Linked DNA regions of Homo sapiens: region 2 is linked to region 1. The links are chromatin loops, found by intact Hi-C in ENCODE. Cell type or tissue: PC-9. All regions are shown on one strand.

Region 1 (8,000 bases):
CCTAGAATTTTTCTCCTAGACCAGCCCTTCTCATTTTCTTTTTTTTTTTTTTTTTTTTGAGACGGAGTCTTGCTCTGCTGCCCAGGCTGGAGCTCATTTTCAATTCAAAGCTCAACTACAGTTTCTTTGGGGAGTCTTCACTACGTCCCCAGACAGATGAGTCCTAGACGATGTTATCCTCATATCTGTCTTTCCAACTAGACTGTGAGCTTCTCAAAAGCAAGCATTTTCGCCCTTGGCAGAGGCCCTGGCATATGTTGAGCATTTATTATATGTCGAATGAATGAATAAACAAAAAACAATGAATGAAAAGATGGACACACAGGATGCCCTCCATGCATTAGATGAAGACTTGACTGATGGAATACGGCCCTCAGGCTGTCTACATTCTACTGCAGACTACCTTTAGGCGCTGGTGAGCAAAGACAGAGATAGTAAAATGAACATGTCCTGTTTTGTCAGACTTCTCATTGGGAATTGCGCCCCCTACCGACATGCCTTGCAGCAGAGGTGGGCCAGTCTATCAATCACAGTCGGTCATGTGCCCATTCCTGTTGTGTAAACCTCTCCCTGTCTGCTGAGATGGCTTGGTTCTGTTTTGGTCCAGTATGTCAATAAGATTGCTATAAGGGGCCGGGTGCAGTGGCTCACTCCTATAATCCCAGCACTTTGGGAGGCCAAGACGGGCAGATCACTTGAGGTTAGGAGTTCGAGACCAGCCTGGCCAACATGGTGAAACCTCATCTCCACTAAAAATACAAAAATTAGTCCCACGTGGTGGCCGGCGCCTGTAACTCCAGCTACTTGGGAGGCTGAGGCAGGATAATCGCTTGGACCTGGGAGGTGGAGGTTGCATGCAGTGAGCCGAGATCACACCACTGCACTCCAGCCTGGGTGACAGAGTGAGAGTCTGTCTCAAAAGAAAAAAAAAAAAAGAGAGAGAGAGAGAGAGACAGAGAGAGACTGCTATACGGATAGAGAAGATGGGATTCTCTCTCTCCCTCTTTGTCTCTGTCTCTCTCTCTGAAGGAGCAGATAAGCCTGAAGGTGCAAGTCCTATTTATCGTCCATACTAAGAACCAGTAAACACAGAGAGAAAAACAGCTAAGATATACAAGAGAGAGAACTAGCCCTGGAACCTTGTATGAGCCTCTGGAACTAGCTATAGCTTTAAACTGAAACCCTCGACCTTTTCATTTATGTGACCCAATCAATTTCTACATAGTATAAGGCAATTTTCAAGTGACCAAAACCCAACCCAAAGAAAACAATTCTGACAAATACGATGGGTAATGATGAGGGCAGTCTGACAACACCCCCTCCATCTGCAGGGCCCGTGCACTGGCAGCCCTAATCTTGGCCTCTGTGATGCTGTCAGCAAGTAAGGCATCCTGGAGGAAGCCTAACCATGAACAAGTCAGGGTGGGAAAGAATGCCCCCACCCCACAACACACACATCACCACATCAACACAAAGGGGGAAAAATCAAGCAGTATGCTATGTACTCCATGAACATCATATAACCTAAGTCTGTTGTAATGATTATAATATTAATAATACCTATTTTACTTTAAGGGAACTGAGGCTCAGAGCAGTTCAGTAACTTGCCCAAGGTCACACAGCTAGTTACTGGAATTTAAATAGCATTCTAGACTTTTCCCACTCTCTGATCCCCTGGCCTTGGGAGGTGGACAGCACCCCTCCACCCACCAGCTCCCCCCAAACGCCACAGGGCATACAGACCTGAAGCCTCACAACCCAAGCCCCCTGGAGTCAGAGCAGCCTCCAGACCCGGCTTTTGAGAAGCCCCAGGTAACTAACCAATGTGTAAGGTAGGTTATTCAACAACAAAAGTAAAGAGCCGGGGCAAGGGAAGCGGCGGCACCCAAGCTGGTCGCGCGTGAAGCGCTGCAGGGGGAAACACTGGAGCTGGCACGCTCGCTCTTGGCCCCACGATCGGCCTTGAACCCCAGCCCCAGCTCCGCGCTCTCTCCAGCAGTTTGACCCCCAGTATCTCCTCTCCCCTCGGCTCTGCCGAAGTCACTGGCCCCGCAGGGCTCTGGACGATTAGAGACCCACACCGCTCCAGCCTTGCCCCGGCCCCCTGCTCCCGTCCCGTCCAGATGTTGGCAGCTGCTCGCCTCGAGGCAGCGACCAGACCCCGACCCCGCCACTGCGCCGCGGCCCCGCGGCCCCGCGGCCCCGCGGCCCCGCGAGCTCCTGGCTGCCCCAGCGCGCCCAGAAGGGGCGCAGCGCATCTCCCGCCGCAGTCGCGCGGCCCCGCACTCGCTCCGGCGCGGGGTGAGCCGTCCCGAACCCACCACCGCCCCCGCCTGCTGCGCTGGCCCAGCTCACCTCGCCGCCCGCGCCCACCGAGCCTCTCGGCGCCCTCACCCGGCTCCCGGCCCAGGCTCCCAGCGCACCCGCCTGGGGCCGGCGTTGGCTGCTACCGCGCGGGGCGGGGCGCGGCTCCTCCCTGCCCTGAACCACCTGGGGCGCGGGAGGGGGCCGGGCCGGGACAGGTGAGCCTCGCCCGCGAGGGAGCAGCCCCGGGCCCGGCTCCGCTGGGAAACCGCAGGGCTCCACCACGAGGTTGAAAGGAGGCCCAGGCGGGCGGCAGTGTGGTAGTGGCCAGCGCTGGGGAGGCGGCAAGGAGCCTGTTCCCACCCAGCCAGCCCGGCTCAGGAAGTGAAAGAAGCACGGGATTCGGACCCCACCCAGCTTAAAGAGGGGAGGGTCCAACCCCTTTCTTCCTAGAAAACCAATGTAGAAACGAGGAGTGCAGACCCTCGGGAGTGAAAATGATTGGGCCAAGGGTGCAGGTGAGTTAGTTCAGGATTGGAAGAACTCTGAAAGACCTTTTTTGACCATTCCATCCAACCCCGTCCCCACCTTGCCCACCCGTCAAGTGATTCCCTCCCCCTTTTTAAATAATGACATTAAGCTATAAATAAGATAATTTCATATAGTGACGTCCTCCCCACCCCTGGACGGTAAGCCCCAGGAGAGGCAGGAACCTTACCCGTCCACTACTGAATCACCAGAGCTTTGAAAACTCAGGGCATTTAATACCTGATGAACAGACTAGGTGGCGCCCAGTCTTTTGCGTCCAGCGTTAGACTGGTCCCCTCGGCCCAGAGCTGCTCCAGCATCATTCCAAGCTTACTAGGGAGAATCCAGAGGCAAGCTGTTAGATTCCGGGCCACCTGTCCTCTCTCTACTGCTTACTCCCCACCCACTGCCAGCCAGGCAGCTGGGATGTGGGAGGTCTACACTCCCAGGGCACCTTATAGTGGTCAAGCAAATCTTTAACTTCTGAAGATGCCACAGACAGGAGAACTCTGAAATAAAACACTGTCCGGCCAGCCTTGCACTGTGGAAACACAGCTCAGAGTATGGGCCACTGACCCAAGATTCCATGGCTGGTAGCAAAGCTGATCCTGGGTCTGCATTTCTAAAGACAGTTGGCTGGTCTGGGGCCTTTGAGGGGCTGCTGGTTATGCCTGCAGTGGGGAAACCTGGGTACAGAACTTCTGCAGAAGTGGGGTCTGGGTTTGGTCCTCTGCTGAGACTTCTAATCTGTCTTTCCAGACCTCTGAGGTCAAGCATCTCCTGAGCCAGCTTGCATTTATTGAGGCCCCTGACAACCGCAAAAACAAAAACAATGGTATTTTTAGGTGTTCCATTTAACAAATGGCCTTCACTCACACACACACACACACACACACACACACACACACACACACACGAGGTAATGTGTCATGCTGCTCCTCACATGTTAATTTCAAGACTCGTTAAAAAAATCCATTCCGTGAAAAAATTCATTTCACTGCAGAAAGCACTGTACAACTTTAAAGTTGTATGGAGAACATTCCTTCTTATGACTATTTCAGTACACTTCCGTGACTATATATTAAACCTCCAAGGCCAAAATGGGAGGATCTCTATTAAGGTGAGGTCAGGGCCAAGAAGACTGCTCCACCCCTCCACTGACAACAAGCCCAACACTCTTAAGGTCTAGACACCCCACCCCTTCAGTGGGTTCTGCACATATGGGTATTTCAGATCTGGTGTTACCTGGCTGGCTACGTCACACTGGGCAAGGCCAACCTAGAAAAGGTTATATGGGATGCCCCACCTAGGTGTGCCCTACCTCAGTTGCTACTCCCTCTATGGTGGCAGGGAATCTGGTGTCCCAGGGTGGAGCTGTGGTGGGGCCTGCACTTTGGGACAGCCACTTGCACCAGCAGGTAGGGCTGAGCAAAGGAGCACCTCTGGGTCTCACTCACATGAAATGGACCTAGACCTTTTTTTGTGTTGGTTTCAGTCAGTAGAGCATGTGATCCCCTGTGATTTAAAATCCTGCTGCTGTGCGTGTGATCTTGGCTGGGCCAGCCTGCTAAGTGATGCCACCCAGACAGGCCTGAGAATCATCAGGAGGGTACAGGTTCTGCCCCAGTGCTTGCTTGCTTGCACGTGATCTCTCCCTCCCCACCCCACTCTCTCTCCTGTGCTTGCTGAGCAGCCTTGGGCATGTTCCTCAATTGTGTGTTTTTCCTACTTGGAAAATGTGCAGCCATGAAATCAGACAAGATCTCTGTTTGAAGTTTTTTGCTTAAAAGGGGTATCTGAAATAAGAAGTTCTGATACTGTTGTGTGGCTAAGTTAAATAATCCACGTAAAGTGCTTGAGCACAGCGCCAGCACAAAGCACCTGCTCAGTGAACAGTAGCTCTGCCTAGCAGTGCAAAGAGAGCCAGCCCACTTCTGATCAACATTAAAATGCTGGAAATAGGGACAAAACCACTGATAGACTTCATAAGACTCTAGAATGAATTAATTAATCTTTACAAATAACTATTTATTGCTATTCTCTACTGGTCTCTAGGAGAATGATATTTGAACTAGAAAATCTTCAGTTTCTGCTCTATCTCTAGTTCTCTGATAATATAATGAAATATAAATTATCCAAAGAAGCAACAATCCAAAAAACTTCTGAGCCTTAGGATATATTTACCTTCCTAATTTTTCCTGTCTTTACTTAGGACTCAACATGTATATTAATAATGTATATCTAGCCGGGCGTGGTGACGGGCACCTGTAATCCCAGTTACTTGGGAGGCTGAGGCAGGAGAATTGCTTGAACCCAGGAGGCAGAGGTTGCAGTGAGCCGAGATCCTGCCATTGCACTCCAGCCTGGACCACAACAGTGAAACTCCATCTCAAAAAAAATAAAATAAAATAAAAAATACTGTATATCATTTTCTGAGGACATTTTTCAATGAGACAATGTGTGTAGCATTCCTGGCACATAGTAGTGTAGCAGGACGAGTCGCAGAGAAAACTCCTCAGACACCAGATTAAAGAAGGAAGAGTTTTTTTTATTTGGCCAGGAGCATCGGCAGACTCATGTCTTAAGAGCCGAGCTCCCCGAAAAAGAAATTCCTGGCCCTTTTAAGGGCTTACAACTCTAAGGGGTCTACATGAAAAAGTCATAATAGATCAAGTAAGCGTGAGGAACGTAACTGGGGGCTACATACATCAGCTAACAGAACAAAAAGTTTTACAGTGCTTTCTCATACAACATCTGGAATTTACAGATAACACCAGTAGTTTTGGTCAGGGGTTAATATTATTATTATTTTAACCACCAGGGCCAGGTGGTGGTGCCAAGGTCGTCTAGCTATTTATCTTACTTCTGTTTCTTTCCAACTTTTTGCTTTCTCCCTTTTCTCCTGTCTTATAAACTAGGGAAAAGGGGAGGTTGGGGAGAAACTGGGAAGGACAACAGGAGAAGTGGTGGCCTCATACCATAGTAGCTGCTTACTTAATTATGACTAATATAAGGAGGTATAGGGAAGTGGCCAGAAATATTAGGAGCAGAAAGTGCCATGAATTCAAGTAGGCAAAACTGATAACCACTTTATCAGGCAGCCCAGATTTTAAGTTCACACTGGCTCTGGAATCAGACTGTTTGAGTTCAAATTCAGCCACAACTTACAATGCATGTTAATCTCTCTATGCCTCAGTGTCCTCACCTATACAATGAGACAACAATATGAGAATTTCATAGAAAAGCTGAGACACAGAAATAGCATAATAACTGACCTTTAGTGAGCAGCTGCTTCATGCCTGGCTCAAGTGAATGCTTACATTCTCTTTCAAGGGTTAACCTTAAAGTAGGAATTCTTAATCAAAAGCCACAGACCCTGCAACTGAATTTGAAGTTCTGTGTCTGTATACGTTTTTACTAAACAGAACATCCACAGCTGTTGTAAGACTTGCAAAGCCATTTGGGTCTCAGGAATAGTTAGGAGTCACTGCCTTCCAGACATAGCCGGGACAGGAGTTTTGGAGTTGGAAGATCTGTTAGAGACTGTGCAGACCACCATTCCCAAACATCCTTGAAGGGGAGGATCACTTGGATGCCTGCTCATGACAGAGTTCACTCCTAAACATTCTCATTCGGGAGAGCAGAGTGGCTTTTGAATGAGCACTCCGGGGGCTACTCACCACAGGCAAGCCTGGGAAACTGATCCCACCCAACCTTCTCATTTCACGGGTCAGGAAACAGGCCCATCTCACAGGTCAGGAAACAGGCCCAGAGATAAGGACAGCTCGAAACAGTTCCCACCCCACGTCAGTCAAGGGCCTCCCTTACCTGTAAGTTAAGTCTTCACCCCGTCTGAACAAAGGAAGGGAAATGTCACTCCTTCCCACAACCCCAGTTCACACAAGGAGCACTCTGAAAACAAAATCGGGCTTCTCTTAGGAGGAGAGTAAGAAGTGCAGCTGGCCAGGCACAGTGGCTCACACCTGTAACCCCAGCACTTTGGGAGGCCAAGACGGGCAGATCACTTGAGGTCAGGGGTTTGAGACCAGCCTAGGCAACATGGCAAAAACCCTTCTCTACTAAAAATACAAAAATTAGCAGGGCATGGTGGCGGGTGCCCATAATCCCAGCTACTCAGGAGACTGAGGGAGGAGAAGCGCTTGAACCCGGGAGGCAGAGGTTGCAGTGAGTTGAGATCGCACCACTGCACTCCAGCCTGGGCAACAGAGCGAGACTCCATTCCCACCCCCGACCCGACCCCCACAAAAAAAAAAAAACAGTGCAGCCACCTCTGTGTTAGCTGCTTAAATCTTAAGGAAGCCTAGACCCCTGTTGACACAGGATTGCAGATACCTCACTCCAGCCAGCGGGCGGGGGTGTGTCCTCCTACACACACACACACACACATACACACACACACCCTCTCACATTTCTCATTGTATGCAGCATTACTATTTGAACAGCTGACGCTATTCAGCGATCACGTTCAGGTAACAGCCTGCAAAAATGTAAATGTGTTGTCCCACTTCCTAAAGCCACACACTAATTAGACACTAACCAGGGGACTTGACAGGGAATTTCAGTGGTGCCATTTAGTTGTGTGAGCCCCATAGTGGGAAATACTTCTTTCCACGCAGATCTCAGCAGGAACTGAATCTGAAGCAAGAACAGGGCAGGCAGCTGCCTCAGCAAGAGTGGTTATCAAAGTTATGCTTCAAAAATGTCCATGTTAAATGTGACACCCAAAAATGTCAGCTCCAGAATAATCAGGCAAAATTCAGAATCATCTGTTATTGACCAGTGAAATTCTCTCCAGGCTTACCAAGGGCAGGCAAGGATGTGCGTGTTTCTTTGGGTTTTTGATGTTCACCGGTCGCAGAGTCCTGATGTAGTAAAAAGTTGAAATAACCTCCCCAAAGTGAGTTGGGCATACCCCTCACGTACGAGGCCAGCAAGCAGTTTTTCCAAGGTGGCAGGTAGCAGCAGCTCCATTTCACTGAGAAGACAATTCTAAAAAGATACAGGTGGCCTGCTCAGACCTGTGCTTGACCCTGAGTTTGGGCAGCAAATCAGCTTTTCCATATTTACCCCTCTATTATTTTTTATACTCTTGGGGCCTGTGGATCCACGTGAATTTGCTTGGCTGTTTAAAACACATCAGCCAGGAT
Region 2 (8,000 bases), 500 kb before region 1:
CAGGCCAGTGTTGCTGCAGAGGTGAGAAGGGGGAAAATGCGAGGGAACAAGCACCTCTAGAAGAGAGGGGCAGCCACACACAGGAGTTTGGATTTAACCTAAGTACAACAGACAGCCAAAATCTGCTGTGTATTTTTAAATGTATACATTTTAACATAAATTTAATTTTGTATAGATGCACGGATGAAAGTAAAGAGACCAACTGCAAGGTTGTTGCAGCAGTTAGGGAGAGAAGCTATGGCAGCCTGGATGAGGGTAGTAGCCAAGGTGACTAAAAAAAAAAAAAAAAAAAAAACAGGTTCAGGATCTACCTTGGAGTAAATCAATAAAATTTGCTAATAGATGGGATGTATGGATACGAAAAACAGAGAAATCAAATATTATCCCCAGATTTTGGCTTAATGGTGCCATATACTGAAATGAGAAAACTCAAGGAGGGAAAAGGAGGACTTCTACTGTATCTTCCGAGATTTCCCCTCAGTGTTCTACTCCGTGATTCAGTCCTTAACTATTTACTTATGTGTAAAACATTCTGCCTGGAATAATAATATCCATTTCTTCTTCTTGTGGGGATCATAACTGAGGGAGGGGCTAGGCCTGGGTAGTATTGAATAAGAGGAGCTCAAAAACGACTGTGAGGGAAGACAGGCTAGGATTTGCCATGAGAGAGGTACTAATAAAGTGCTACAAGAGTAGTGAGTGAGACTGTTTCTCACTGGACTAAGTGAGAAGAAAGGCACAATGGAGGAAGCTTTTTGAAATGGGTCTTATTGGAGAGAGATGGCATTTCAGGAAGAGGGAACACTGTTATCAAAGGCAAAGTGGTGGGGAAGTTCAGAGCATGTCCAAAGACCAGGACAGAGTGCAGTGTGGTTTTCATTAGTTGATTCATCCATTCATTCATTCAGCAAATATTTATTGAAAACTTAGTATATGCCAGGTCATGTGTTACCTGATGAAGATTCAAAGATGTCTGAGACACAGTCCTGTCCCTCAGGAACTTTACTGCCCTAGAGTGGTGTTGAATGAATTCAATGAATATATGGGAGAGAGATAAGAAAATGAATAGCTTACTCATACATTTTTAAAATTCATTCAAAAAATTGTTGGACGCATTATTGTGCACCCACTAGATGTATTGCTCTAGAACTTACACATTGTTCAAAGAAGACTTTTACAGTAATACGAATGGATGTGCTTATAGAAGTATTAGGAAAGGACTAACAAAGTTCACCTGGTTTCCACTAGGGATGTGATTGTGATAAGGCTTTACAAATAGCTCAACTTTTATGCTAGAGTAGATGGAGTTAAGACCAAAACATCAGGCAAGAGCCATACCATGGAGGGCCCCTAATGCCCATCCAGGAGTCTGGCTTAATTCAATTGGCACTGGGAAGTCATTGAGAATTTTTTACCACTTGAGTGACAGAATCAGAGCTTTAATTTGGCTCTTATTAATTTGATAAAGGCAGAGCTAAAATAAGGAGAAACGGGAGGCAAGAGGAGTTTTGCACACCTCTCAGTCTCCCAGAGGAAAAGTAATGAAGCTATGGTGTAAGGCAGTACCAATGCTCATGGAAAGCAGGAGGCAGATTCAGGAGACATTGCAGAGATTGAATAAGTGAGATGAGGCAGCTAACTCGTTACCCCTTCTTTGTTTCTACATCTAAGCATGACTATGGCTTCAAAAGTGAGTGGCCTTATTGGTAAAGATGTATAGAAACTGAAACCCTCCTATACCGCCGATGAGAATGTAAAATGGTACAGCCACTGTGGAAAGCTGCTTGGCAGTTCGTCAAAAAGTCAGACATAGAGCTAGTGTAAGACCCAGCAATTCCACTCTCAGGGATATACAAGAGAATGGGAAACATGCGTCCACACAAAAACCTGCATGGGAATATTTACAGCAGCATCATTCCTGACAGCCCTAAGTGGCAGCAACTCAAATATCCATCAACTGATGAGTAGGTAAAGAAAATGTGGTATATCCACAGAATGGAATATTAATCAGCTTTAAAAAGGAATAAAGTCCTAATTCCTGCTACAACATGGACAAACCTTGAAAACATTGTGCTAAGTGAAAGAAGCCTGACACAAAAAGCTACAGATTCTTTGATTCTATTTACATGAAGTGTCTGTCATAGGCCAATCCATAGAGAGAGAAAGTAGATTAGTGGCTCCCAAGTACTAGGGGGAGAGAGGGGTGAGAAATGACTGCTAATGGATTTGAGGTTCCTTTGTGAGATGATGATAACGTTCTAAAATTAGACATTAGTAATGATTGCACGATTCTTTGAATCCACCAAAACCCACTGAATTGTACACTTTGAAGGGTTTTTGTATTCATGTAAATATAAATGTAACATATTTCATGGTATGTGAATTGAATCTCAATGCAGATGCTATTTTAAAAAGGGAGTGACTTTAAGACTGCTGATAGCATTACCACGATACAGTGAGAACAAGGAGGAGCAGATTTAGGAAAAAGGTGATTTTGAGACATATTAAATATTAAGTTAAGGCATTTATAAGACTTTTAGATAGAAATATTCATACTGAAGATGTTTATCTGCAGCTTTAAAAGAGGTAGCTCTTCAAATGCAGGTGGTTCTAAATGGGAAAAAATATAAAAATTAAAAAGAGGTAGATACGTGTATTGTCCGCACAGAAATGATTATTGGAACCACAGAAGTTGATAAAACTAAACCTCTGAGTGAGAAAGTGCAGAGAGAAGAGACTAAGCCAAGATAAAATCTCGAAAATTGCTATAGGAAGGCAACAAGGGAGAAAACGAAATTCCAGGAAGAAGAACTATTTGAAAAAGGTCTCTGGAAAGAAGGAGCCTAGAACACATGGAGACCTAAAATATAAGGCCAATGTGGTAGAGCCCAGAGGCACGTCAGGGGACAAGGTGAGACATGATGAGTCCTCAGAGGTGAGTTCCTACAACCTTTGTAGGCAAGGCTAAGGTTAAGGCAGGGTTCACCTAAGAACAATATGAAGCTATTCAGCAAGGAGCATCGTAGTTAGATTTGAATTTCCAACAATCACTCTGGCCATGGTGTGGAGAACAATTTGGAGAGGGTTCAATCAAAATAATCCTGGTGGGAGACACTATTAATAAGTTGGACAAGGTTGGTGGTAGAGTAGTTCTGAGCTGAATAATTTAGGGGTCATCATCATCTGGATGGTCAGTGAAGCCTCGGAGTGAATGAGATTGATTAGGGAGAGAGAATACAGCAAGAAGCAAAGAAGACCAGTTTAGGACGATAAGACTGAGGGCCACAGTGAACTTATAGAACATCTGTACTTAATGGCCATATTGAGGAGAATGAGCCACTAAATGAGAGAGAGAAGTGTTTGTCATAGAAGTAGAAGAACGTCAGCATAATGCAGTGTCATGGAAACCAAGGCAAGAGGGTGTTTCAAAGAGAAAGGAACAACCAGCAAGGAAGAGTGGTTTGGGTGCTGCTGAGAACTCAGTAAGGATAAAGACTGAAAAATGTTCGTTGTGAAAATTTCATATCATTCCATGGCAAAAGTGTTTCATAAAGAGATTAAATTACAAACCTCAGAACCAGACACAACCTTTTAATGAGGAGGCGTGACCAGTGTTGAACGCTGTTAAACACTGTTCATGAATGTTAAAAGAAGTGTCTGATGCTGATTAGGGAACCTGAGACTTGGTGGCCTTCCAAGTAGCTTTAGTAATAAGCCATGACTCACCCACCTGAAGGGTGTTCTAGAGATGAAGTTTCCAAACCCATAGTACCCTGGCTCCTAGAACTTCCACCCAAAGAAGTCCAGGAATGCGGACATGAGCTGGGAATGCCCATTATCCTGCTAATCTCTAAAAACAGAGAGGGTAAACACACACATTTGACTCGTCAAATCTTTTGGTAGTGCAAAACCATGTTGGTTTTTTTTTTTTTTCTTTTTTCTTTGAGTCGGAGTCTTACTCTGTCGCCCAGGCTGGAGTGCAGTGACGCGAACTTGGCTCACTGCAACCTCCGCCTCCCAGGTTCAAGCAATTCTCCTGAGGCTGAGCAATACTCAGCCTCCCGAGTAGCTGGGATTATAGGTGCACACCACCATGCATGGCTAATTTTGTATTTTAGTAGAGATGGGGTTTCACCATGTTGGCCAGGCTGATCTCAAACTCCTGACCCCTGGTGGTCCATCCGCCTCGGCCTCCCAAAGTGCTGGGATTATAGGCATGCCGGCTAACCATGTATATTTCTTAATTAATAAGTTCATCTTACCCTCTTTCACATATCCCACTTCTACTTCCAACACCTAAAAGTTCATGCTCTCATTTATTTTTGCTGAAGGTATAATTGGTCAGTTTTGGAGGATTTAACCAATTAGAAGTGTAACAATACTAGCAATGTAAATTATAGCATCATCAACCATTTTTGTAAAATTGTCATAATCCAGTAATGACTTCAGTGTTGACTGTTATCAGTGAGGTAGGATGGTGATTTTCTGTTATTTAAGGTAATTCAATCCAAGCAGAACATACACATTATGAAAATTTATACTTTCAGCTAGATCTATTTTACATGCATTTGAAAGCTAGCTGTATTTAATCACTTTTTATTACATAAACTAATGATGTGGGTAATGTTGTTGATTTTTTATTCATCTCTTAATGGGTAGTTTCAGAGCAAAGGCACATAAGTATCCTGCTACAGCGCTGCTAACTGATATGATCAAAGTCATATAGGAAGATGCCAAATCATTCATCAAGAACCACAACCCCAAGTTACAGGGAAGATAAAATGAAACTGAAAGGTATTTATAGGATGTCTTGCAATTGCTCAAGAAATATTAAAGTATCTTTCAATTTGATTGCAGGTAACTTAAAAGTATACTGTGGGTAAAAGCTTGGCTACCTTACCAAACTTCTCTTTCCAAATGTAATTAATAAAGTTTGGCTTACAGAATGTGTGCATACTTTCAAATTAATGTGCAGTGAGCCCTTACTTTTTCAGAGGCCATAGCTTGGTAACAATGTTTTGGGATTGTATAGAGCCTCCACTTCCCTTCCTCTTTTTCTCCTCTTTGTTTTTTCTGCTGCCTACTTTCCAGATAGGTCATCCCTTGTTAGTGCTTCCACTTGGCAAAGGAGCAGAGAAAGGAGCTGAAACTTAACTCCATTCATTTTACCCTTGCTAGCAGCAATGGTAGAAGATTTATTACAGGAAGATGTTGAAAGTATTGGCTGAAATGAAGTACAGGGAATATAGTATATTTCAATTACTTGAGCTCTCACTCTGTTCTTTAGCCAAATAATCCAGTCCCAGGCATGCAGTCAGCTGTTCAAGTTTAATTATCTCAAGTGTGGTGTGTCCACATACACTGCTTCCCCCATCTTCCCCCACTCTATCTACCCAACTTCTTCAGCAGTCCTGTGCTTTAAATACAGCCTAAACAAAGACAGCACAGTGAAGTCTAGCTTCCCAATGGGTTCACAGCATTCTAGAAAAAGCAAGAAATTATAGCATTAAGGACACAGTCCTTAGAGGTGGCTCTGAATCAACTGGGGATCTTGTTAAAATGCAAATTCTAACTCAGTGAGTCTGGAGTGGGGCCTATGATTTTGCATTTCTTTTTTTTTTTTTTTTTTTTTTTTTTTTGAGACAGAGTCTCGCTCTGTCGCCCAGGCTGGAGTGCAGTGGCGTGATCTCGGCTCACTGCAAGCTCCGCCTCCCGGGTTCACGCAATTCTCCTGCCTCAGCCTCCCAAGTAGCTGGGACTACAGGCACCCGCCACCACACCTGGCTAATTTTTTGTATTTTTAGTAGAGACGGGGTTTCGCCGTGTTAGCCAGGATGGTCTCCATCTCCTGACATCGTGTTCCGCCCACCTCGGCCTCCCAAAGTGCTGGGATTACAGGCGTAACCCACTGCGCCCGGCCCGATTTTGCATTTCTAACAAGTTCTCACATGATGCTATCATCTTTGGTCTATGGATCCAAACATTTTGAGTAGAAAAGGCTTAGGCAAATTGTGGTATTCCTTGATAAGCAATAGATAAGAGCTCATTCTACTTTTACATAAGGTTCAGAATATAGGTAATCAAATAAAGATCCTCCCTGGTACATTTTTATTCAAATACAGAGCGATATATATTTTGCTATACATCAGCGGGTTTCAGGCATGTTTTATTAAGAGCAGCAGAATTCCTTTCTCAAAATAAATATTTTATAAAACTGTAAAGAAAAAACAGGCAAAAGTGGCGACATAGAAGGAGGAGCCCTTAAACTCTGCCTATTTGGCCTCCTTCTCAGTGTCCTGCAGCCAGAAGTATCTCAGCAGAACTCTGTTTTCCAAAGGATATAGATAAAATCCCATTGCTTTAGGCCACAGTTTATATATCTTGGCCAGTGTCATAAGGTAGCATACATTCATTCAGCACATATTTATTGAGCACCTACTATGTGCCAAGCACATAGAAGAGTTTACATTCTAGTGGGAAAGAGAACCAGTAAACAATAAACAGGATGAATAAGTAAATCATGTAATACATTAAGGAGATAAGAGCTAGAGAGGAAAATGGAGGACAGAGCCAGAGGAGTCAGGAGTGCTGGTGTGGGGTGGGGCAGGTGCAACTGTAAATGGGTGCTCACGGGAGGCCTCACTGAGACAGTGATACAAGCAAAGACTTGAAGGTGAGCCAATGCTACAATAATGGTGGATGGACTCACTGTAAAAGGTTGCTGCTGAGTCCCACCCTATGTGAGGTTGGCCTGGAGGCCATCTAAAGACAATCCATGATGGTAATTGCTCTTGCAGACCACTTGGCCTGATTCATATTTCTTGGATCTCAAGAGAACATGAAGCCACACACTAGTTTTTGCGCCCTGCCATCTTGCAGAAATCAATCAAGATCTTGGAGTTGGTATCAATTATCCATTTGTGCATTTGTCAATCATGTATTAATTGTCCATCATGCTGGGAGCCTTGTGCTAGCAGAGTTCAATCAGCTGAGGTCCTACCTGTTCCTCAAGAAGCTTGCAACCTAGCCACAGGTGCAGGTGCATGAAATGGCAATCCCAAAACAATGCATTAGATGCAAATTAAAGTTATACGCGTGGGTAATGAGAGGTCAGCGGGCATCAACCCAGACGTGGGGTGGGGGGGCGTCTCATAAGATCACGTGACATGAAGGATGAGTAGGCTTCGGTGCTGGCAGCCTGCCTTCCACCTTAACAAACTCACTGGCTAAATAATTGCCCTGCACAAGTCTGAAACCCTTTATAAATATCAGGTTCTGACTTAGGGCTGTTGTTTTTTTTCCAAATAGTTGTTCATTGAAGTAAATTGTTACCTTCAGATATTTCTGCACTATGCATTGGTGAAATGTTTTTCTTCGTTTATAGGGTAATTTATTTTGCTATATGTTCATTGTGCGTGACACTTCATCATGCTGTAACGCATTTTCTTGATTGTCTGTGGAGTTACTCAGGGATAATAAATGTGTTGCTACATTTTTTAGAATGAAAAATGTCTTGGGTGGGAGAGCAATAGAGAGAGGGAGGGCAGGGGAGAAGGAGGGAGAAAGAGACAGGTGTATAGAGAGAAAGGCAGAGAGCAAACAACAATGAGCCCAGAGCAGGGAGAGGAAAAGTACATTTTGTCCTTATGACATAGCATCCAAGCCATGCTTATACCCAAGTGATACAGCATCACTCATGCCAGGAAGCCCCAGAAGTCATCGTGCTGGCAGTCATCTCTGGCACTTTTGTCCTGAAACAAGTTGCCTGGAAGAGGAACTGGATAGATGGTATGATAACCCAGCTCAAGGGATTTGTGTTTCCCTCAGACCAGACTTTTCAATGAAGAGATCAAAGAGGAAATCTCAGAACAGAAACCAGGTTTCAAAGGATGTCACCAGAGCTGTGCACATGGGCCTGGGTGATTCCTTTGTCCTACAGTCCCATCCTGGCCTTTCCAGGATGCCACCCAGACTTCCTCTGGCTGTGGTCCTCTGACATA

The links. A loop is a pair of places that touch in the nucleus more often than their neighbours do. Peaks named below come from ENCODE experiments on the same cell type or tissue, not always from the same donor. Only the 100,000 strongest peaks of a DNase experiment are listed, where the experiment ranks them.
Region 2: a loop joins it to region 1, with 15 times the contacts of the local background. A loop is called at or near these places in 2 of 110 quality-filtered maps.

The regions. Positions count from the first base shown.
Region 1 is chr2:149,033,157-149,041,156 of GRCh38, reverse strand. It overlaps LYPD6B (LY6/PLAUR domain containing 6B), which reads right to left and starts at 2,458. Exons shown (of 7, transcript NM_177964.5): 1 at 2,356-2,458. RefSeq lists enhancers at 1,966-2,025, 2,066-2,115, 3,329-3,388 and silencers at 2,196-2,355, 2,366-2,705. In PC-9, CTCF peaks have their summits at 313, 515 (motif pointing left) and 3,085; DNase peaks (open chromatin) are centred at 2,576 and 3,066; H3K4me3 peaks cover 2,520 bases; H3K27ac peaks cover 346 bases.
Region 2 is chr2:149,534,031-149,542,030 of GRCh38, reverse strand. No RefSeq gene overlaps it. Among named protein-coding and RNA genes, the nearest start is that of MMADHC-DT, 49 kb to the left of the region's middle. In PC-9, no CTCF peak of the experiment used is centred here; a DNase peak (open chromatin) is centred at 3,720.